3 separate regions of the Mus musculus genome follow, and regions 1 and 2 are each linked to region 3. The links are chromatin loops, found by intact Hi-C in ENCODE. Cell type or tissue: left cerebral cortex. All regions are shown on one strand.

Region 1 (8,000 bases), 280 kb after region 3:
TAACGGTTTGAAGCAACTGAGTAGAATTCTATTTTCTATCAGGATCAAGATACACCACACAAAGAGACTGTGTAAGAAAAATGAATCCAAACCCCTAGAGCATCCCCAAATCTACCTGCCCATCTGTTGATAACCAAGTCAAAAGAAAGAGCCAGGAGAAGAGTCTCAGGAGGTCCTTGGCTTAGTTTATTTAGATCTAAATGGTGCAGAAGAAGAATCCAGAGCACTGTGGGTGGAGACTACATCAGTTCCAACCCTGTGTGTCCCACCCATTGGAAGCCAGACTGGTCAGAACAGAAATCCTGCAACATGGTGATAGAAGATGTACAGAAATAAGCCTGTCTGGGGGCAAAGAGTCTAAAATTCTCCTGCTCCTATGCAATGCATCCACTCTAAGAATTGTTTGGTTCATAAACAAACAAACAAACAAACAAACAAACATCCGCTACGTCCAGATGATAGACTTTGTGACTGTTCTGGAGTCACCTATAGCTACTGATTTGAAGTAGGTGTTTGGGAGTCTCATTACTTTCTCTCCATATTCCCTGAAGGGCTCTCCCATGCCAGCCCAAGTGGACATGTCACCTTGCCACCATGTTTCTGAGCCTGGCCAGTCTATGTTCACAGGGCACTGTTTCGTTCAAGCATTCCTTTGCTGAGTCTAAGTGTGCCTAGGAGTCAACAGACTCCACATCCTTCTCTTCCTTTCCTTCTCTGTGCATCGTGAATAACTCCAAAACATAGCTTATAATACTATAAAAATATGCCGGTATTCTTTAATTTATATGTAAATTACATGTAAAGGGAAAAAGCACGGGCTGCTGCTATATTACTCTCTCGTCTGCATTCTAATATCTCAAACAGCCTGCTTTTATTACTTGTTTTATTTTCGCTTTTTTAAAAATTTGTTTCTCTTGCAATGGGATCTATCCTTGTTGCTATGGCTGGTCCCAAACTCATGACCTCCAGCATCTGATATGGACCACTTTGTGAAGAAATGGACTGAATTACAGATTCTGTAGCCTCAAAGATGTGATGGCAGCACTAGCTCAGCTCTGTGGAGGTCTTGCCATGACAGGACAAGAAAAATTGGGATCCCCTCCCTCTTCCTCCAATTGACTGGAGACCTCCCACGAAACTTTGCTCTTAAATGTCTTGCTTCCCACTGCTAGCTACACTGAAGATCAAGTGCTTAATACCTGGGGCTTGAAAGGTACTCCCCCGACCTTAACCAAACCCTAGCACACCCTCTTTGCCTTGAATTGACTTATCTGAATTGTTTTTTATTCCTTAGATCAAAAGTCTGAGAGATCCACATGCGTGCCCTGTCTGTTTATATTCTTCTGTATAGAGAAAGGAATGCCCTATCATTTGCCTGGAGCTTTGTTAATATTTTGTTAACTATTTTTCATTCCACTCAAAAGAACTAATATTCGCACACATACATGCACACACATAACAACCCCCATACCCCACGCACCCCCACACACTATTTTGCAGATAGTTTAATCAAAGCTCAGAGAAATGTCTTCTAAGGTTAGATAGTGGCAGACTTGCATTCAACCTTGGCTGCTGTAGAGTGGATGCTGTCAATCACCCTGTTTCTCATGAAAACAGAATCAGCCCCCCCTCCCAAAAATCCTCTTTTGTCTTAGCCCAGTGCAGAGAAAAATCAAGTGGGAAAGGGGATCAGTGTCCTCACTTCTGTCAGCTAGGACTACTCAACCTTGAAACCCCCTTAGTGTGTGTGAGCCGATTTTTCTCTCATTTCCAAGAAGTTACATTTAGCATGAAGTAAATGACCTGAATCCTGCCACGGCTGCTTCATTCCCACACTCATCTTATGAATTTGAGCATGGTTTTTATTTCCACCAACCCTTCCCTTCTTGGTCCCTAGGAATGTGGGCCTACCTCAGGCAGGACAGCTGCCATGTCAGCTTCATCTTGACTCTCCTTGAACCCAGACTCAGCAGCAACAGAGCCCCAGGTGCCTTGGTCACCCTTCTAAATGCTACCAGGGCCAGAGAAGAGAGAGGTGCTGAATAAATAGCCAAACTTGGGAGGTGCTTCATCCATGGTGTGTTGCTCCATTGATGTGTGTTGCCATGGTGACCTCTGATTATTTTTTGAGCCAGGAGAATTAATTCTATTGAATTTTCTGTCCTAATAACTTAAGAAATTAATTTTCCATATTATAAAATTCAAATGCACAATCTTGTGAACCAAGGTTTAGCAAGCTAAACTAATCCGTTCAATTTCATTCCAGGCTGAGATACGCAGGCTTCTACATAGCAAAAGGGCAGGACTTACTGGCAAATGGCACTATGGACTTCAGTCATGCTCTGAAAGGTGGCTGTTCATTTTCAAAAAGTTGAGCCTTATGGCAGCACTAGAATTTTCCAGAAAGGTCAAAGCATGCAGAAGCATATAAAACTTTCTTTTCTCTTGCTTGTAAATTTCCAAAGCCTGTCTAGTGAGCCAGAAGCATTCTCGGTCTCTTCTGCCTTCTCTGCTCTGGGCTCATCCTTCCTTTTATTGGAGACAAGAGCCAGGGACTACTGAATGAATGATCCTTAAAGTCAAACTCACCCAACTGGACTCCAGAACATGGTGACCTGGGTGCCACACCTTTGAGCCCTGCACTTCGCCCCTTTGTATCCAATTTTGTCTTAATATGGTTGTACTGTCAAAGCTTCTGCCCCCAAACATGGCCTGTTAGGTTGTTCCCACATTTTCTACTCTATTCCAGTCATTGTAAAGTCTCTTCTTCCACCTTGGTCCATGCCATTCTTTGTAAGGAATCTTACCATCATGTGACTGGATACTGTCCTGGTTCCCACTTGCTATTCCTCTGGTTTCTTTCAAGGCATTTCACTTAATTCTGCATGTGCACACACACCATGGGCTGTCACACCTATGCCCAGGAGATTAACTTTCTTCCCAGCATGCTCTCCTTCTGGGCCTCTGTCCTTCTCAGAGGCTTTCATATCTACTTTATTTGGGAAACTGGCCAGAGCGTGAACTCCGAGTGGGATGTGAGAATGCCTTTCCCCATCTCTGGTACTCACTGAGCACCCAATCTCCAGTCAGTCTGTGCTGGATACCCAAGCAGCATCCAGGATCCTGGATTACCTTTCCAACAGGCTTAGTCATTTCTGGAATGGAAATGTTTGAATTCTCGTTTTGAACTATGGCAGCTGTCCCTGCCTTCCTCCATCTCCCACCTACTCATCTTTTGGGGTTTCTGGAGATAACACCTCCTACAGGCATACTTGATTTAGATCCACTTCTGGAACCTTCACACTGCTTAGGACACTGTGCCAGCAGAGATGTTTGGGTATCCTGTTATAACCACCCTGGACCACAAATGCTCTTGTTTATACTTCCAGTTTTGTATCCCATCCCCCAGAAACTGACAATAGATCATTCATTGTTGCATGAAACTTTTACAGAAACAAAAGCCTTGTCTGAACATTTTCCTAAATAATCAATTGTTAAATACTCTATCTAAATGTGTTACTTTTCCGATCTATAAAGTTTACGATTCTTCCTGCCTGGTCTTCTGTCTTACTCAGTGCTCTATTGCTGTAAAGAGACACCATGACCATAGCAACTCCTGTAAAAGAAAGAAAGCATTTAACTGGGGCTTGCTTACTGTTTCAGAGGCTTAATTCATTATTGTCGTGGCAGGGAGCATGGCAGTGTGCACACAGATCTGGTGTTGGAGAAGTAGCTGAGAGTGGAATTTCCTGATCTGGAAGCAGCAAGAAGAGAGGGGCACTATGCCTGGCTTGGGCTTTTGAAACCCAGAAGCACACTCCTAGTGACATACTTCTTCCAACAAGGTCACACTTCCTAATCCTCTCAAATGGTGCCACTTCCTGGTGACCAAGCATTGAAATCTGTTAGCCTATGGTGGTGGTGGTGGGGCATTCTCATTCAAACCACCACACCCTTGATCCCGAATTCAAGCTGCCTGTTGTCCACTCCCCCACCTCTCCTCTTTCTACTTCCTCTCAGATGTATTCAGACTCCCTCTCCCTTTACCCTAAAGAGGGTCATTTTTTGTCTGCTCTAGCAGACCAGAGCTGAGAAAAATAAGTTAAAAAATAGGAGAACTTGACAAGAAATATCTAGAATAACTACCTATTTAAATATTATTTAGTAATATGAAATGAAAACCAATCAAAAGGGCAGTGACATCTCCAAAGATGTTTCCATACAAGTTTCAGTAAACTATAAATTTTAAAAGAAATAGATTTTTTTTCTAATTATGTGAATTTTGTAATGATCCCAGATAAATCATTTTTTTGAAGTGGCTTTGGGAAATTGATCATGCATTGAATCAATTTGAAGGGATTTGATACTTATTGATTATGCTTGCTCTATGACTAACAAGTTCCTCTCATCTGTCTGTCTGTCTGTCTATTCATCTCCCTTCCTATCCTGCTTTCATACACACTTGCATACAGCATCTGTAATTTCTCTCTTCATTTGCACATTTTTAAAATGTAATATTTAATTTTTGTTATTTTCCAATACATTAAGCTGAAATAGGATGACATAATTTCCCTCCTTACTTTCTTCTCTCCAGACCTTCCCAGCTTCCTCCCTTAAGATCTTCCCATGTCTTACCGTGTCTCAAGTTGATAGCCCCTTTTTCTTTGCATTTGTCATGCGTGTGTGCATGTGTACGTGCGTGAGTGTGCATGTGTATGTGTGAATAAATATGACTTCCGGTGTCTGTTTTGTTGTTTGTGTGTATATGTTTTTAAGGTTGTCCAGTATAAATTAGACAGCCAATAAGGGTCTCAATCCCTGGGAGAGGCTATTTCCCCTCTCCTAGTAGTCATTAGTTGCTTGTTTGTCTAAGGGTGATAACCCACAATTTTTTCTCCCCATGTTAACATGTCCATAGACAATTCCAATTGCTCTGGTCTTGTTTAGACAGTCATTTCTAGGAGGCTTCACAGCTGGCTTCCTGGTATTCTGGTTTTATTATCTTTCTCTCTTCTCTTCTGGGGTGTTCACTGAGTTATAGATGCAGGAGCTATAATGTAGAAAGACCAGCTGTGTCTGGGTGCTCCATGAGTTGTTAATCTCTCTATTTTGTCCAGCTGTGGTTGTCTGTGATGTTGTCCATTTATTATAAAGAGAAGCATCTTTGATGAGGATCAGTAGTTCACTTACCTCCAAAAGGTGGCTCATATCCTTTTCTTTTCCCACCACCTCTCCCATCCTTAGGCATATTTGAATGTGTGTGTGTGTGTGTGCGCACACACACACACACACACACACACACACACACACACACACACCTGAGCACATTATGACATTTTTTTCAATTTCTTTGATCTCATAAGCAATTATTCCAGTCTATTTCCCTGTCGATTCTCTTTCCTAGTCTCTTCTCCTCAACATTGCTGTCCCTCTCTTTTTCAAAGTGCTGTCTCTGTTTCTTTTTATCTTTTCTCTCTGCCAAGTCATACACCCTTCCCTATTCTCCTCATTTCTCTGTGGAGTGATGTCAAGTCCTCCAATGTGCATCTGAAGGAGAGGGGCGAGCCAGTGCTGAAGGTAGCCTCTGCTTTTAGCCCAGAGAAAACACCCTGAGAAGCTTTCCAGCAGAGTAAGGACTTCCCATCACTGCCAGGGTACTTTTGTTCTCAGTGTACCCACAAGTTAATAATGACGATCGTCACATCCAAGGTTTAGGAAGGAAACAAAGCCTTCCACTCCAGCAGCTCACGCATCATCATTAAAGACAAGTTGGAAAAGGTTTGAAAACCTGGAATACGAGTGGCAGACTTTCCTTTACCTTGACTGTGCTTCCTTGTCACTGGAGTTTTCATGTAATTTGTTCTCCAGTTTCATGTCCCACTGTGGTGGCATCCAGGTGATGGAGTCTTTGAGACACCTCCTGTCTTAGTCAGTGTTCTTTTGTTGTGAGAGACACCACGGCCACACAAGCAGACATGGCACTGGAGAAGTAGCTGAGAGTGCCACATCTGGATCCACAGGCAACAGGAAGAGAGAGCCACTGAAACTCCTTGAACATTTAAAACCCCAAAGCCCACCCCCAGTGACACACTTCCTCTAACAAGTTCACAGCTCCTAATCCTTCTCAAAGAGTACCATTCCCTCATGACTAAGCATTCAAGTATATGAGGCTATAGGTGTTGTTCTTATACAAACCGCCACACTTCCACATGGGGAGGGTCAGGTCATGCTGTCTTTACTCCCAGAAGGGCTTAATGTTGCCTTGTAAGTGTGTGTGTGTGTGGGGGGGGTCTTTGTGCTCTTATAAAAGAGGAGCTCCAGCTCATTCATCTCTTGATTCCCTACAAGCACATGAGCCAATTCTCTGCCAAGGTTGGGAGGTCAAGGGGGCAGGGGGACGGGTGAACCATCTACAGGATACCTGCTGTTGGGATCCTCTAGCCAGAAAACGATTTTACTTACACACTCCAGGCACTCAATTGGAGCAATTGAAGATGGACTAAGACACTTGCCATTGAGAGAGAAACTGAAGAAGTTGGTGCTTCCTGGTCACTGGCCATCTTGAGATGTCAGTGTGAGCACTCACTAACCACCAGTTCTGTGGATTTTGCGATTTCCCATTCACTCAGCTAAAGCCTCAGTTTCCTAGCGATGGCGGTGTGTCAGGGCTGATGGGTTGGGTCTGGTAGTTGTCATAAGTTGCAGCATTAGACCTGGGTCCTAATGTGTGGAGAGAAAGGTGTGCACTTTTGAGAATGCCTCTCTGTACTTTGTTGTCCAAGCTTTTCTGTAAATATGACCATGTGTAATCAAAGCTTGTTTGGCTTTAGTTTTCACATGAACCATCTATCCTTCAAACTGTGAGCAATCAAAACACAATGGTCATTGGATACAATGGCTCCTCACGAGAAAAAGATCAAGGAATGTGCTCCTAGTACCTACCTAGGAGAACAGGTATTTCAGCTCAGTAGTGTAGGAAGCCGCCCTCACATTCGCCGTTGCAAGATGGCACTGACATCCTGTGTTCTAAGTGGTAAACAAATAATCTGCGCATGTGCCAAGGGTAGTTTTCCACCCCATGTGCTCTGCCTTCCCCGTGACGACAACTCGGCCGATGGGCTGCAGCCAATCAGGGAGTAATACGTCCTAGGTGGAGAATAATTCTCCTTAAAAAGGGACGGGGTTTCGCCATTTGCTCTCTTGCTCTTGCTCTTGCTCTGGCTCTTGCTCTCTTGTGCTCTTGTGCTCTGGCTCCTAAAGATGTAAGCAATAGAGCTCTTGCTCTCTTGCACTCTTGCTCCTGAAGATGTAAGCAATAAAGTTTTGCCGCAGAAGATTCTGGTTTGCTGCGTTCTTCCTGGCCGGTCGCGTGAATGCGGGTAAGACAGTAGAAAGCCCTAAACAGAAGGTGAAGTCTTCCAGGCATCCTGATATGCATGTTTGAATATTAGATCTGGAAGCAGGGTTGGCTGGAGGGAGGCAAGGGCAAATTCTTGATTGGGGAATTTCTCAGTCCAGAGCCTGAATTCAGGGATTTTCTCTGATCTAAGGAGCAAGGAATCTTATCTGCTATCTGCTGCCTTTCCCAGCATTAGGTGTTGAAAATAGGATCTGAAGCTACATCCTTAAGTCATCCTGAACACAACAAGGCTTAGCTTCTCTCGGAGGATCATTAGATAGAGTCTGTTTGCAGTTCATGTCCATGTAGGTGTTCACAACTAAACAGTGCCCCTGGGGGACTGTGTGTGCATCCATCATGAATGCCTGTGGGTTTGTGTGTGTGTGTGTGTGTGGGGGGGGGGGGTGCTGACAGATGATGACTGTGGTGTACATGTAGGACTCTGTGTAGTTTGTCAAGTGTTGAGTATCGTGGATCACTGGACTCCTCTGCAAGATCTTGTGTGAGATCTGGGATTCTGACTCTGCAACTGTTTCATTGCTTTTCCTGTCATTGTGCCAAAGACTGACAAATGCTACTTAAGGGAGGGGAGGTTTGCTTT
Region 2 (8,000 bases), 370 kb after region 3:
GAGATATCGAGCCTGAATCAGCCATCACCTATAACCTGGCAAGAGTTCTAACAGAGGGACTGGGTCACCTGCCCAGCCACAAAACTTTAAACTCACAATTAGTCCTGCCTACAACATGTTCCCAGGTAAAGGAAGGAGCAGAATTTGAGGGAAGGCCTAATTAATGAGTGGCCCAGCTTGAGTCCCAGGCCATGAGAGGGTATCCACCCCAGACACTCTTAATGTTATTCTGCTATACTTACAGACAGAAGCCTAACATTACTGTCATCAGAGAGGCTTCATTTAGGAACTGATAGAAACTGATGCAGAGACCCACAGCAAACCACTAAATGGAGCTTGGAGAATCCAGCGGGGGTGGGGGGCAGGAGGAAAGATCAAAGGAGCAAGAGGGTTCAAGGACACCACAAGAAAACCTACAAAATCAATACCTTGGTCCCATAGGCACCCATATAGAGTGAACTGGCAACCAGAGAGCATGCATGGGATGAACCTAGGGCCTCTGCACTGAAACGAGTGTGCAGCTGGGTCTTCATCTGTGACTCCTTAAAGCCAGAGCAGGAGTTGTCTTTAACTACATTGCCTGCCTTCGCATCCCTTTCCCCTAACTGGGCTGACTCATCTAGCCTCAAGAGAAGAAGATGCACCTTGTCTTACTGCAACTTGATATTCCACTGGCTGTTTGATATCCATGGGAGGTCTCCCCTCTTGTGAGGAGAACAGGTGTATGAGCGGGAGGGGAGATGAGAGGGAGGGAGTGGGAGGAGAGGAGGGAAGGGAAGCTCCAATCTGGATGTAAAGTAAAAACCTAATCAATTTCAAAAAACACCCCACTAAGTTCATATACTGTACCTTGGATATGCATGAGTATAGAAATATCTACTGGAACATAGACAGCCTCTCGTGGTCCACATCCCTGAAGAAAACGCTCTCTCCCACAACAGCTATCAGTTGCCAGTAGCACCTCAGATATGAATTCCCTCTCCATCCATCTGTGTTCTTAGTCACACACACATACACACACACACACACACACACACACACACACACACACACACACACACACACGAGATGGTTCCAGTTACATTTAAATGGCCTATATTTTCTAAAGAAAGCTGGAACACATGCCCACTGTGCACAAGATGAATGTTGAGCCTGACTAACTGTAACACAGTCCAGGTCACTGGTCCTCCTCCATTTCCTACAGAGCTATCTTTACATTCAGCATCCTAAGGCTGTCTACTTCCACATATCACCCCCACTGTGAGTCATTTACTATTTCAGGATGGAAAGTCTAGAAGAAACACATCCTACCAGTGCAGCTCTGGAGAGGGTATGAGTCCCGCCTCCAGGAAAGCAGGCGGGAGGGAGGATATGCTGCCCAGGACATGGTGCATTCTAAGAATCTTAATGAAGCTCAACTCCATTCCTCACATTTGTATTTGTATCACTGTGAACACAGTCACTATAAAGGAGGTGAAGAGCCATAAAATAAAAATGGATTTTCCTTTTATAGTCAGTTTTACTGGAAATATGTGAGTTTTTTTTTCTCTCTCTTAGCTCATGTCTACATACACATGGTTCATGGTTTCTGATTTTTTTTTTTACAGTGATGTACAGCAGAGTCTGTGAATATCTGCTCGCCCTGGTGATGCTAAAGTTAGAAGGTTAAATCAAGTGATGTCATTCATCTGCAACGGAGAACAGATGCACTTGTGCTCAGATTTCTACTTTTTCAGATCAGTAGTTAGAAATAATATTTAATTGTTAGAGTGAGTTTCTTTTTAATATGATAGAATAAAGATGACTTATTGTATAGAAAATAAAATTGGTGTAAAATTCTACATTAAATCATGCTGCTTTCATATATTTTTTTCATATGGTAGGAGCTTTCCAATTGTATTGTCCCATTGAGTGTGTAGTGTGAACTGCATAGGAAACAGCCATCAGGAAATCTCCGCCATCTAAAACTCTCATGATAAGTAACTGAAGTGGGTATGTTGGTGTCTGTTCCTTTCTTTCAGTCCTTGTTTCTGTATTGCTGTGCTGTTAGCACTAGTATACCTATTTTACCTGATATTATCCAACATCTTTAAAGTGTTGTACATCTGTAGCTGTGTGACACAGCATCTTTCCAACTTCTTAGGACTTCTTCAGTGGCTCCTCCTAATGCGCTAATAATCTGCAGTAAAAGAAGGCTTCAGAAAGCATGCTTATATCATGGAGTCCCCCAAACACAATTTAACAAATACCAATTTCTTATTATTATTTTTCCATTCATAGGCACTCACAAGAGCATGAATCAAAGACCTCCTGACTTCATAAATGCTAGCAGTCTTCCTCTATCTTCAAAAATGAGCTGTGCTATTGCTTTAGCATGGTTTTTATCCTCCAAAGTCCATATCAAGATTTTGTCTGATGAATAGGGAGGCCTAATGGGAGGTTTTGTGTCATGGTGTTGGGGTCTTCAGGGTATATACCTCTCTCAGGGGCTGAATTAAGCACTTCTGAAGAGGGCTGCTATTAATCAAGGTCACGCTTCCTGCTCTGTCCCTCTGATCATGCTTGCTCCCCACCCCACCCCCTCTAATTTTCTTCCAGTGCCCGACAGATGCTCTGTGGATATCAAACCAGTGTGGCTAACCGATCTTGGATTCTCAGAGAAAAGTAGAAGAAAGGACAAGAATATAGTAACAGTAATAGAGGTAAGACACATAAGAGTGAGCTGTCCGAGTCTGCACAGCAAGCCAAACACAAACCAAGACTGCAGTCTGGATGGTCCATCTCCAGAATGAGTGTCTCTGACAAGCCCATAATGTCAGATACAAGTGACTGATAGAAACACAGGAAATGATGAAGGTGTCCTGATATCTGGGAGGGAGGTCACAAAGTTGAGAGGGCTCTGTAACTTCTGATCTGCTCACAGTTGGAGAACATGAGTCTCAGAAGGCTGACAGTCTTTCAAATAGATGGAGCTCATGATGGGCAGGGACTGCATTCCTCCTAGGAGGTCTAAGAAAATGATTTCCACAAAGACCATACAAGCAACTTCTTTATGTAACACACAGGCTATTGTACATGCACAAGTAGAGCATCTTCTGACTTGCACTGCTGACAAGCATACACTTATCAGCAAAAATAGCCTCCCAGCTACCTAGCCCATCTTCTGAGGACCGAACACACTGAGGAATTGCTTTGCACCTGATTTTATTGACTCTAACCCCAAATCATCTTTCTTTAAATAGGCTGGTTTCAAAGAGAGAGTGGGAAGAAGTGACACTCTATTACACAACAGCCAAGACGAATCATCAGAGGGGTTGGCAGCCAGGAAGAAACCTGTCCCAAAGTTACAGATGTAGAATTAACCTTTACATTCATCCTGCAAAGTGGGAAGATACAGGCAAGTGAGATGTAACTGGGGAAATGAAAAGGAGATTCTTACCCAATGTTCAGACAGAAAGCAGGAACAGTTGGGGGAGTCTCTGACAGAGCTGGGTGGGCACCTAGACTTAAGAGTTGCATCAGCTTCCTTCCCTAGCTCCTCTCATCCATGAGTACTTTACCCACATGTCACCCCTGAGACAGAATGCAATGGTCATTTAGTGTCAATGCCACTACCTCTAGCATCTAAAATATCATATAAAGAAAATCTGCCTCTCCTTCAGGAAGCCACCAATGTGCCTGATATTCAGTCAAGACCAGTGAAAATGGCACTTTCATCTTGCACAGTCTGGCCTCTGCCAACCACTCAGAGACCACATCTCTTGCTGGTTCTCTTTTTTTAAATCTCTACAGTGCAGCCACAGAAGATCTCTGGTTAGATCTTCGACCTCTTCACATTGTCTTATAACTCAAAACTTTGGATCTTAAACTCCTTATGCCTCCAAACCTTTCTCCTTTCCATGCTTGACAACACTGGCACTCCCTCCTCCTCTGTGTCTGTCCTCAGTGACTCTTCCTGTCCTCATGATGTGGAGTGCCCCTCAGCCCCATGTAGGCTTTCTCATCCATCTTGCTTGGCGTCTCACAGGACTTGTGGTAATTGAAGGCAGCAAGGTTGTGGAATAACTCAGTGGTAGAATGCAGGCTTAGCATGTACAAGACCTTGAGTTTGATACTGGTGCCCAACACACAGAGCTTATGGTAACTGAAATGTGCTACTTTTAACAGTTACCTGGGGCCCTTTCATCCTTGCTGTGGACTACAAAGCTCCATACAAGTGAAAATTTTGTCTTTCTTAGCTCCTCCCCCATTTTGTTCTAGCACTTTGCAGACTACTTAGCTTTTAGGAGACACTAAATAAAACAATGAAGTGCTCAGTGGCTGGACCCACAAAAGCATGAATCACCAGTAACCATGCTGGTTGGCCCAGTTGTCCTTCTTCATATTGGAGCTTTATTCTTGCTGTTCTAGTTTTAGCAGAAGTGGAAAGTGAGGGGTACAGGCCACTGCAAACATTTTCAAGAAGCAGAATTAAGGAGCAGAGTTTCTCTTCTTCTGTGATTGAATTGCTAAGAGTTTTAAAGAAAAACAAACTCTCAGAACATCAGTTTCCTTTTAGATAAGGGAGTTAGTAGTATGTCTGTGTGGGGAAACCACAGTTTCATTGAATATCAGACCTGTATTTTCCCATGAAACTCATGAAATTAATAAAAACAATAACAAAGTTATTGCTAGTAGCAACTGTGTGATAAAAAATGGTACAACATAATGTTACTAGCTCTAAGTGATGGTACTGAAATAACAAAGAATATTCTATAAAAGCACAGCATGATTTCCTAACCTGGAAGAGTTAAGAAAAGACCTAGGGCACAAGGAGAAGAGAGTCAGTAAGATGTTCTCAGCACATCAGGAAACTGATCACTGGAGGGTATAGAATATCTATAAATCTAGAACCAATAAGATTGTGCTTTCTTTGTTAAACCCTTAGGCCTCATTCGGTCTAATATCCACAGTGTGACTTAATTTTCTCTGGTCATTGAAATATACCTTCAGCTAAGAGGAGAGATGTATATCCTGGACTTTAATGTAAGAGAGAAGACACAGAGAGAAGGGGATGGGAAATCAAGAAGCAGCAGCACAGGATCAGGAGACAACCCTGAGCAAAGTAGTTCTGTGCAGGCGAGCTTTTCCTCTGTACCACCGCACACTGACTTCTGTGTGGGGGAACTGGCTGTGTGCTGTCAGCTGTCACTGTGATGAAATGCCTGAGATAATTCACTTACAGAGGTGAACAGCTTATTTGGGTTACTTGTTTTGGAGGTTTCATTCTGTAATGGATGGACTGACTCTGTTGTTTGAGGCTGGTACTGAGCAGCGCATCACAGTGAGAGTGAAGGACAGAGCAAAGCCATTGCATTACCAGGGGCAGAAGAAGAAGGCAGCCTAGTGTTCTATAGTCTCATTTTGCTCATCAGAGAGATGTGAGCATTAAAGACTAAAAGGTGCAAACCACACACACACACACACACACACACACACACACACACACACGCACACGCACACGCACAAGCACATGCACACAGGGAGAGAGAGGGAGAGAGAGAGAGACGTAGACAGACACATACACAAACACGTACACATGTACACACATCTGCATGTTCACTCACATATATTGATATCTAAGCACACACAGATCAATAGTGCTTGGAATTAAAGGCATGGAAAAGACAATCTGTGATCAGCATGAACAGAGTTCTCATGAATGTCTTCATCGCCGGAAAGTTCCTGATTCAATTAAACAATAAAAAAGAGACAGCACAAAGCACAGTTCACAAGAGACAGGCGAGCAGCTTGTTGGAAAGAAAGCCTCACAGAACTGTATGAGGGACACATCCAGCTGTAGAATAACACTAATTAGAACAAGATTTCAATGATATTAGACTCAAAGTTGTGATAATAAATACAACAGAATGAAATGAAAAGGTAGTGCAGAGTTCAGCACAAATTGAGAACCCAAACAATATTATTATGAATTTAATGAAATCATAGGAATGAAACAGGCTCAGCTACAAGGCAAAAAGCTGCATGGAGAAACAGCTTCTGGGCTGGGGAGATGGCTCAGTCAGTAACGTGTTCATCTTGTAAGCATAAGGACCTGATTTCAATGTCCAGAACCCACTTTTGAAAAAAAATGTGGTGATATGTGTATATACTTCCAGTGTCTGAGAAGGAGAAATTTCCAGCCAGCCAGTCCAGCCTGTGGGGGATTGTCTCAAAACACAAGGTGGAACCTAGGTGTGGTAGCACATATCTTTAATCCCAAGACTTGGGAGACAGAGGCAGTCCAGCACTATATACTAAACAATGAGAGTCTGTCTCGTAAATAAATAAATAAATAAATAAATAAATAAATAAATAAAATAAAATAAATAAGAAAAGACAAAATGGGCAGCAGCTGGGGAATGACATCTGTTTTCTTCTGACTTCCACACCCAGGTGCATACATGGATGTGTCTGCATGTGCGCATATGCACACATATCAACTTCTCACCACAGAACCACACACACACATACATGACAAGAAAAAAAAATAAATGAAGAAGAACATCTTTGACTAAGCACACAAGTGAGGAGAGAAATTCACAAGGGATTAAGAAATTATAAAAAGGAAGAAATGAGATTTTCTCTTATTTTGCCACAGTATGAAGTGAGTCTGTTTTTGTACAAGCTTGATGGGTAAAAGGTGAGAAAAATAGGCAGATTGCAGACAACATAGCTGAATCATATGGCCCAACTGTGCCTGTGGTTAAAAGTTCCCCTTGGATCAGATCACTAAAATTTGTTTTTCTTGTCTTCTTTTTTTTTCATGAAGACATATTTTTAGGTTTTATTTTGCTTTATGCATTTAAAAGCAACCTTCCAACTAAAATGCTTAAGAGTTCAAAGTTTTAAATTACCATCTCAAGCTTTACCTGAAATATAAGGAAATAATCACCTATACCTTATAAGTCTATTGTGTGGGAAACTTGGCTATATCTGTATCTACATATCACAGTGACTAGTACAATGTCTGCCACTCAATGAATGGCATGTGTAGAAGCCATTATTATGGACTTCAGAAATGATTCTAGTATAGTAACTAGGGAGATAAATTGGTTATACATTATTTGGTGTAGAAAGAGTTCAAAGACTAACTCGTAAACCTTGATATGTGGTGGACAGTTTGCTAAGCATTTTTGCATACACTAATTCATTTAACCCACACAGAGACTATAGATTTGGCATGTTATCATTCCCATTTATTCTAATTTTCTGAGACACTTGGAAGTTAAGTAACTTCCCCCAGGGTCATACCACTTGTTAGTAATGGAGAGACTGTGGACTCAGAAGCCATGTTCTTTTCCAGAGCATCAATGCAGCTACAGGAAGAGCTTTGAGAGCTCAAAACAGGAGCAAAGAAGCAGAACAGACTCTGGATCTAAGTAGCATGAGTGAGGCATGAATCCCAGGCAATGCAATTCAAAAGCTTTGGAGTGAGAGGCAGTCTATCAAGCACATCTTTGAATGAGGATCTCTGTCCTCCCTGTCAAAGGGAATTAAGTGAGGATGCTCTGTGGGTTCTTGTTTCAGCACCTCGGACAGAGAACCTTAGGCACAAGCCACATTCTACCTAGCCATAATGTCTCTGACATCCTAAATAATCCTTTAACAATGACAATTGAAATGTGCACAGAGCAGATATGCCACTGTAGACGGGAATTCTGAAGTTCATGAGATGGGACTCTTCCCTTTTGATATCCAGTCAATCATTTTAACAATGTAGCAACTAACAGGGTGCCTCTCAAATGAAAGGAGAACAATACAGAGCCAGGGAAGGAAGGGCTGTTTCAGAGTTGGATAAAAGCAGCAGCCTAGGAGCTGTGGGAGATGAAGGAGGTGGTGATATAGACCTGACAGCAGAGAGGTGGAGGACGCAAGGTGTGGCTGTACAGTACCTACTTAAAGAAGGGGCTTAAAAACATGAGAGCTGGCTGGAAAGAAAGAGAATGTCTTCCATTTTA
Region 3 (8,000 bases):
GGAGGGTGGACAAAGGAGGGAGGAGGAAGGTCTCCAGCCTTCTGAGAATACTTTCTCGAGTATTTGGAAATGGGAAACTGCCTTCTTTCCTGGCCCCCAGAAAAGTTATCATCAATCCCTTCCCCAGGCCTGTTTGCAGAATCGCTTCTGTCCGATGCTGGGTGCCCCTCCTGTTCTCAGTCCTTAGAAAGAAGTTCATCCTGGAGCTTTCCCTCTGCTGGGTGTGAGGTAGAAGGTGTGGCAAGTGCAGAACCTCTAAGCATCGGTTGGGTAGCATGTCCATGGGTCAGGCTCTGCTCTGGAATGGGTGCATGGTGAATGAGGTGGCATGCTGCCACATGCCATTTGTGTATCGTTCATTCATTGACATAGAGCAGAGGAAGAAATCTTGGAAGATAGAATGAAATGCCAGTGACTCAGAGGAGGGATCAGGGAGAGAAGGGAGAGAGATAGATGACAAATATACAGATAATAGATAGATAGATAGATAGATAGATAGATAGATAGATAGATAGATAGATAGATAGAGATAGATAGAGAGATAGGTAGGGAGATAGATAAATGATAGATGATAGATAATAGATGATACACACACACATTTAAAAGCATGTCCAAACACATTGTAGGTAAATGTCCATATTTACATACACTGTTACAGAAACACACACCAATGTAACACTAAAGTGGGATTTAAGGATGTACAATATTTGTACTCACAGAATTACCATAGAGGATACACATGGATATACTAAACTTGGACATGTAGTGGGTATTGGTTGCTATATACTATTACATTCATGAGCAGTGCTGTAGTAGCATGTCCTTGCCTGTTCTGTATAGCAGTTCCATGAAAGCAGATGTTGTACACCCTTGAACCTGCTGTAGTGTTACACTGACATACATTTCCATAACAGTGTATGTAAGCACGGCTGCTTTCATACTTGTAGAGGAGAGTGTGGATTCATGGTGGAAATTCTGGCTTGCTGGGGATTTTTAAAAAATTCTTTGTGGATCAGTTGTATTCAGGTAAATGGCAAAGTGACAAAGGTGACTCAAGAGAGATGAACCTCAGCATAGAAGAGGCTCCTCAGAGTTCACCACACTGAGGATAGGGTGTCTGCACAAGTAGTGTTTGAACCTCTATGAAGGGAACTGCTTCAGGTCCTTTTGTGCATGGTCTTCCTATATATACCCAGGGCTTCATTTACATATCATTAACTCCTTGCTAGAGAATAGAAAAACTTATTTATTTATAGTACAGGCCAATGACTCAGAAGAGTGTTGAAGGGGGAGGAAAGGAGGTAGGGAGGGAGTGAGAGAAGAAGGAGGAAGACGAAGAGGAGGAAGAGGAGGAGAAGGAAGAGGAGAAGAGAGATATTGAAGGAGATGTTGATACAGGAAGATAAGAGAGATACATGAAGAGACACATAGAGGGCATAGAGAGATATAGATAAAGAGATACACACACACACACACAGAGACAGAGAGACAGAGAGAGACAGATTGATTGATTCTGGAAGATTTGTTAAAGCCCAGAGTTTGTTTTCAGGATCTCCTGAACAACTTGTGTGGTGCCCATTCCTTGTTTTCAGAACACCCTCCACATCCACCATCATTGCCTCAGAAATTCAGTTCTTGTGCTGGGACATCTACTGCCTGGGTTTGGTTTTCCAAGGGGCAGAGCATGGTGCAGGAGAGGTGTCATAGCGTTCATCTGGGAGGTGATTCTAGAGAGCTTGATGGAGAACTGGCGTTATGAGGTAGAGAAGCAGGGAAGCTAGTGAAGGATGCACCAATAATCAAGAGGGGGTGAGCAGAGACCTGCATATCAAGGGACTCTGGGAGACTGTGGAGAACATCTTAGTGACCTCAACACAAAGGCCAGGGGTGAGAGCAACCACCTGCCCTCTTCCAGTGGCCATTGCTTACAGGTTGCTCCATGGAGACTGATAGGTGCCTAGGATTGTGATGAGTGAGGGGATGAGCAGAGCCTTTTGGAATCCCCTGATATTTGCATTTGTTATTAATCTATCTATCTATCTATCTATCTATCTATCTATCTATCTATCTATCTATCCATCAACCTATCTGTCTTTCTATCATCTACCTGTCATCTGTCTATCCACTCATCTTCCTTCTTTATTTCTTTGTTTCTTTCTTGCTTGCTTTTCTTTCATTCTCTGTCACCTACCTGTCATCTATCTTTCTATCTATGTATCTGTATTTATATTCTAAGACACTCTCCAGTTTCCTATACAGTGAAATTCTTGGTAGCCAGAGGAGATCATGTTTGAAATTACTGTTGTCACACTGTCACCATGGAGCCGTCATGCTGTCCCACCAGAGGATCTCTGTGTTGCAGCCGTTTCAAGCAAGGAGGCTGCACATTTACATTTAGCCGTCAGACAGTCTCGTTTCGTCTGTAAAGTATCTTAAAATATGTGGAAGTAGTGCCAACACTTCAGCTGTGTGGGATTTAACGCACGCTCTGGGTTTCTGGCTTCTCTTGGAACAGTGGAAGACCTTGCAGTGTTGAGACTGGAGCAATATGTGGCAATGGTGGGCTGTGGCTGGCTGGCAGCTGCTCCTTTAGCTGAGACCTGTGCTGGGATCTCCAGAGTCCCCTGGGCCACCTGACTCCGGTTGAATCTGGGTCCTCTATAGGTGCTGGACCTTACATTGTGCCTGGTTTTCCTTTGCACTCTGGAGTTGTGCACATCTCCTTTTCTCCCCTACCCCCTCACTTGTCCACTGGACCTGCACTGCGGGTGTGCTCTTCCACCCAGGTGCTTTTGGGTCTTAAATTCCCTATGGGTTCTCACAGCTTCCTTCTCTCTAGGATAGATAATTTCGTTTATTGCTTTTTTTAGCCATTTGTTCAAGGTTTGCTATGGACAAATAGAAATTGTCATCTTCCCACCTATCAAACTTTGATTGGTACCTGCCACCTGGTTCTCTGCTGCTTCTATCCCTTCTTACTGAAGGTAGTGTGAACCTGGGCCACTGTAGGCAGGGCTGAGCATGACAGGACATCAGGGGTTGTGTGTAGTGACCACCACTGTGTGTGTCCGGGGGGAAGACGCCCTAGGAAAGGACTTATTAGTTATAGTTTGAATCTGAAATGTCTCCCTCTGGCTCCTGGTTGAAACGGGTGTTCTCTAGCAGATGACACTCTGTTGGGAGGCTGTGGGACATTCAGGAGGTCAGATCCGACTGGCATATAAGTAAGTCACTTGTCGTGGTCTTTGTCCATGACATTAAAGGAAGCTTTCCACAGGATGATGGGAACACTCTGACCTCTGAAGGTGTTGTGAGGACTCTAATTCTCATCACCCTCTCTGCTTCCTGGCCTGCTGCAGTGGGAACTGCTGCTGTCACACACTTTACTTGCCAGGCCTCCCCTGCCATCATGAAACCCTCTGGAGATGTGAGCTGAAGGGCTCTTTCCTCCCCTGAGTTGTTTCTGTCATATAGAGTGCTCTACTGTCCATACTCCACCCACCCCAGTTTCCCACTTCTCAGTGGCCAGCACTGCTGCATCCGGGGATGCCTTGTACCTAGATCCACTTAGTTCATTAAACATCCTGCGACTGCCATAGTCTTCCAGATGGTTTGCTACCACAGAGTTCCGAGAGGGAGCAAGCCCTGCAGGAATCTCTTTTCTAGTCTCAGCTCAGCTAATTAGACCAACTTTGAGTCCAATGTTGGAGGAGAAACTGCCAATCTAGTCGGATTTGCCAACTTTGCTTCTCTCCTGCCTTTGTCATAAAGTTTTCCTTTTTTTCTTTACACACACACACACACACACACACACACACACACACACACACACACACACTTTAAGCAGGAGCTGCTGTGAGGAGAAGGAGGGCTGGGTTACCTGCAACTCTTTGTGTCATTTATTCATTGACTGAGATGTCTGACACGGAAAGCAATGAAGGCAGAGAAAATGATTTCCTTAAGCTTGGTTCACTTGGCATCTCTCCTTGGACAATGCAAGCGGTGCATGATCGAGCTCTTTCTAGATGGGAAACGACTGGTGCAAGGACAGAAACAGATGAGTCACTTATTTTTTGGAGTTTATGAGCTGGAGGGAGCTCGTTAGAGTTTCAGCATAATAGCATCTGAGTGTTGATGGAGTCTCAGCCCCATCCTTTACGGAAAAAAAAAGTTCTTAATGCTCCAAAAGAGGAGTGAGATTCCAAGTGCCCTCTTACTCATTAAGCCAGTCAAACATTCCTTGATGCTCAGATGCCATCTCTGGCTACTGGGGACACCAACATAAAGATATATATTCCATCTTCAAGGAACTATTTTTCTGGTGTGGGAGGCAGGACAGATGGTGTGCCAGCAACTCACTCAGTAATAAGGCTTTGTGGCCAGCACGGCAGAATCAGATTCCCATTCTGATGGGACTGGTTGTTTTGTTTTTTGTTTTGTTTGTTTGTATGTTTCTTGTTATTTTTTGTTTTGTCTCCTCTCATTTGAACCACAGACCCGGGCTGTCTAACCTTAATTCCCTCATCCGCAGGAAGGAGTTAATAATATCTCACTTTAAGGACAAACCATGAGCATAGAGGATGATTGGTAAAGGTGACACACGAGAAGATGAGTGGTGGGATCAGAAAGATGGTTCAGAGGTTAAAAACACTAGCTGCTCTTCCAGAGATCCTGAGTTCAATTCCCAGCATCACACAGTGGTTCAGAACCATCTATATAGCAGGATCTGATGTCCTCAGGAAGACAGAGCACCCATATTTATAAATAAATAAGTCTTTGAAAAAACTTGAGACACTATAGCAGCAACCAAAGTAAACTATTTTAATGGAGAGTAGGGTGCTGAGAGCATGAAAGAAGAGGCCCCTCAGATCTCTGGGGGTCTCTGGGGGCATAGATCTGGGAAAAGGGGATGGATGCAGCATTTGAGCAATTGTGGAAGCATGGCAGAAGGAAGGTATAGGTATGGTCTGAGGGACAGAGTATGTGGAGGAGTGAGGAAAGAGGGCAGGGATGTAGATGGGAGGGATACAAGCAAGGCATCAGCAGTAACAATAGTCCAAGGACTAAAAGGGAGGGCTGGGTAGCAGGAGACACAGCTGTGAGCAGGTACATTTTGTAGAGTTATTGGGGCATGTAATTGGAAGTGTCTCGCTGGCCTGAGGATATGAAGTTGAGAGTCCTCTGCTTAAACATGGTAGCAGGGGAAGAGAGGACAGTCTTCCAAGGAAAAAGAGCAGAGAAAAGAGGGTGCTTAGGAGCAATGATGTGGGACCTGGGTAGGAATGATGAGCCTCCTTCTCCACCCTGTTCTTCCTTCTCCCTTCCCTTTGGTGATTGCCCATCTTGGAGTAACTTCTTCTTTGAGACGGCCAAGATAGATTTATCAGTGTCTTGATGTTACCATTCCAAGCTCCAGGTTTAGTCTTCACAGATGTTCATCAGCAGTCATGGGTTAGCTCTGAGATCCCTCAGACCCACACGACTACTCAATGGTGCCAGAGAACAGCCTCAAAGATCAGCCAGATCATGGTTTCTATAAACCCCATGCCCAGTCCTATCAACTGACAGAAAACAAGTGAGAAATGGGGTACTAGACCCACAAAAATGTCCTCCTGGAAAGCTGGCATAATTGAATCTTACAAAGGGGGAAATTTGGGCTGGAGAGATGACTCAGCCTTTAAAGGCTAGGCTCACAACCACAGCGGAGAAACTTGGCGTAACAAAACCTTGACCATTGTTCTCCCATGTCCTCCACCAATGATCAGCTTTGTCTAAGACCCACTTGGAGCAACCAGGTTTGGACACTAGAGACTGGCTTTGCACAGGGAACAGTCATTATAAGTTTTTTTCAATTCTTTCCAAATATTTTAACTGCTGAAGAGCAAACATCCCTGTGACTCATGTTTCACAATTTATGTCGTTGGCTTCACATACTTTTGACAGTTCCATCATGTTTTAGATGTTGTGAAATATTTGTTTTCCTCCTTAAAGCTGGGCTGGTGAAAATCAACTTACTTCATGGTTATTGATACTCTGTGCCAGAGTTTCTCATCTTCAGACACGTTGACGAGATAATTGACAAGTTCCTGGGCAAGTTGAGCCTGTGCCTGGCATCCTGTGTGTGACTTTATGTTTTGCCACATCCAGGTTTCCACTCATCAGCCGTGATTAGCAATGTCCTCACCGGGACAGCCCAAAGCATCTTCACATGAAAACGCCCTATCCTCACCCCACCCCTGGGCCCAGACTGACTAAAAGCTGTTTCTCTACAGTTTGAGAACACAACACGCTAGGCAAGAAATCAAGAAGATGGTAAGAAATGAAAACAGACTCCAGTGCTAGGGCTGTGGCTCAGTGGTAAAGCAGTTGTCTAGCACGCAAGAGGCCCTGGGTTCCATCCCCAGCACCACACAGAGAAACCCACAGCTGCAAAGGAATGAGGGTTAACCTTGATACGATGCAGGCCAATGATCTTCTGCCACAATCCCTTACTTTTCTTTTTGCCTCAACACAGAAAGAAAAACACGAGCACTTCACCCAGTAGCAGGATAATTAGGCACAGGGACTAAATGAGATGCATGCAATAAAACAGAAACCAGTTGGAGTTCTTCAGCCAGAGAATGGAAGAAGATGGCTGCCTATAAATAACACAATTGTTAGCCAAGCCCTCAGAAAACCACTCAACATGTCAGTGTCAGAGGAAGACGTGTCCAAGGCTTTAGATGCTGAAAATAAATACCGAGAGTCGAAAATAAATGGCATTATTAGCAGAAAGGGAGTCCCTAATTAACCAGCAATAGTCCATTACTGTAGCCTTCAATTCATTAAATTGCATAATTACATAAAAACTCAGTTGACGCTTGATTCAGTCAGTGTATCTGGTATTGTCTCCTCAATAATTAGTTCTATAATTGTCAGCTTGACAGGGCAATTAAAAATGTTTGAAGACGTGGTGTCAGCTTCCCTGTGTGAAGCTGCACCAGGCACGACCGTCTCTCGGAGACTCGTCCATCTGGGTACTTGCATGCTTCCAGATCCTGGGATGAAGAGGACCATGGGTAGGGGGTTGGAAGCATCCCACAGAAAGGCATTTCAGCTTCCTAGGGGAAATCATTCTCTCTGTGAAAAGAGGTGGGTGTGCTGTCTCCCAGCACAAAGCCTGTGTTGGAAACTGACTCCTCAGTGCAAGTACCAGGGGATGACATTAGAGAGGTGACTAAGCCATGGGGGCTTCTGCCCTTAGAAGAGGACCAACACCAAGGTGGGGCTTAGGGGTATGAATCCCACCTCTTGTTCATCTGTCCTTCTGATTGCTCTCCATGGATTGTTACAACAGCAAGGCTCTTGCCAGGTGCTGGCACCTCAACCTTGAACATCCTAGTCTCCAAAACAATGACAAAAAAATCATTTTCTTGTCTTTATAAATTGCCCAGTCTTCAGTACTGTGCTATGGCATTACAACATAACCTAGGATCAGGTATCATTGCTTGAGTGGTCGATGTTCTAACTGCTGGGATGTGGGAGGGGTAGGTTATGTGGGAGAGTATGGAGAGTTCCAGGCTTGAGTGTGCAGGCGCTAATGCTCAGAGTGCTAGGTGCTGTGAGTGAGGACTCAGTAAGACTGTCAGGGTAGGGAAAGCACAGCCCTGGGTGCTGTCTAGGATTAGGTTTTCCGGTAATCAGGGATGCCTAGTCGTATGGGACTGATGTTCTCATGAAAAGGAGAAACCAACAAAAGCAATGGGGAAGTAAGGGAAGGGGAAGAAACCTTGCCTCTAGCCAGAATGTGTTCAGGGCTCTTACATGCTAATATGGAATAGTATAATCAATCAAAACAATTGATCAATCTATGAAGTGATGGGAACAATCTTTATGACTATGTTTGAGAGGCAAAACAGAGGCCAGTGTGCTTTGGAGTGGTGCAAGAAGGAAGGTGAGGTCAAAGTCGAGTGTGTGCGTGTGTGTTGCTGTGTGTGTGTTGGTGTGTGGTGTGTGTGCAT

The links. A loop is a pair of places that touch in the nucleus more often than their neighbours do. Peaks named below come from ENCODE experiments on the same cell type or tissue, not always from the same donor. Only the 100,000 strongest peaks of a DNase experiment are listed, where the experiment ranks them.
Region 1: a loop joins it to region 3, with 6 times the contacts of the local background. A loop is called at or near these places in 2 of 42 quality-filtered maps.
Region 2: it touches region 3 in a loop (4-fold over the local background); 2 of 42 quality-filtered maps call a loop at or near these places.

Annotation. Positions count from the first base shown.
Region 1 is chr7:124,831,899-124,839,898 of GRCm38, reverse strand. No RefSeq gene overlaps it. Among named protein-coding and RNA genes, the nearest start is that of 3100003L05Rik, 130 kb to the right of the region's middle. In left cerebral cortex, a CTCF peak has its summit at 3,271; DNase peaks (open chromatin) are centred at 236 and 3,198; H3K27ac peaks cover 238 bases.
Region 2 is chr7:124,741,856-124,749,855 of GRCm38, reverse strand. No RefSeq gene overlaps it. Among named protein-coding and RNA genes, the nearest start is that of 3100003L05Rik, 37 kb to the right of the region's middle. In left cerebral cortex, no CTCF peak of the experiment used is centred here; DNase peaks (open chromatin) are centred at 668, 1,284, 3,317 and 4,325; H3K27ac peaks cover 2,434 bases.
Region 3 is chr7:125,111,845-125,119,844 of GRCm38, reverse strand. No RefSeq gene overlaps it. Among named protein-coding and RNA genes, the nearest start is that of Gm30501, 95 kb to the left of the region's middle. In left cerebral cortex, no CTCF peak of the experiment used is centred here; DNase peaks (open chromatin) are centred at 2,467, 4,069, 4,284 and 7,077.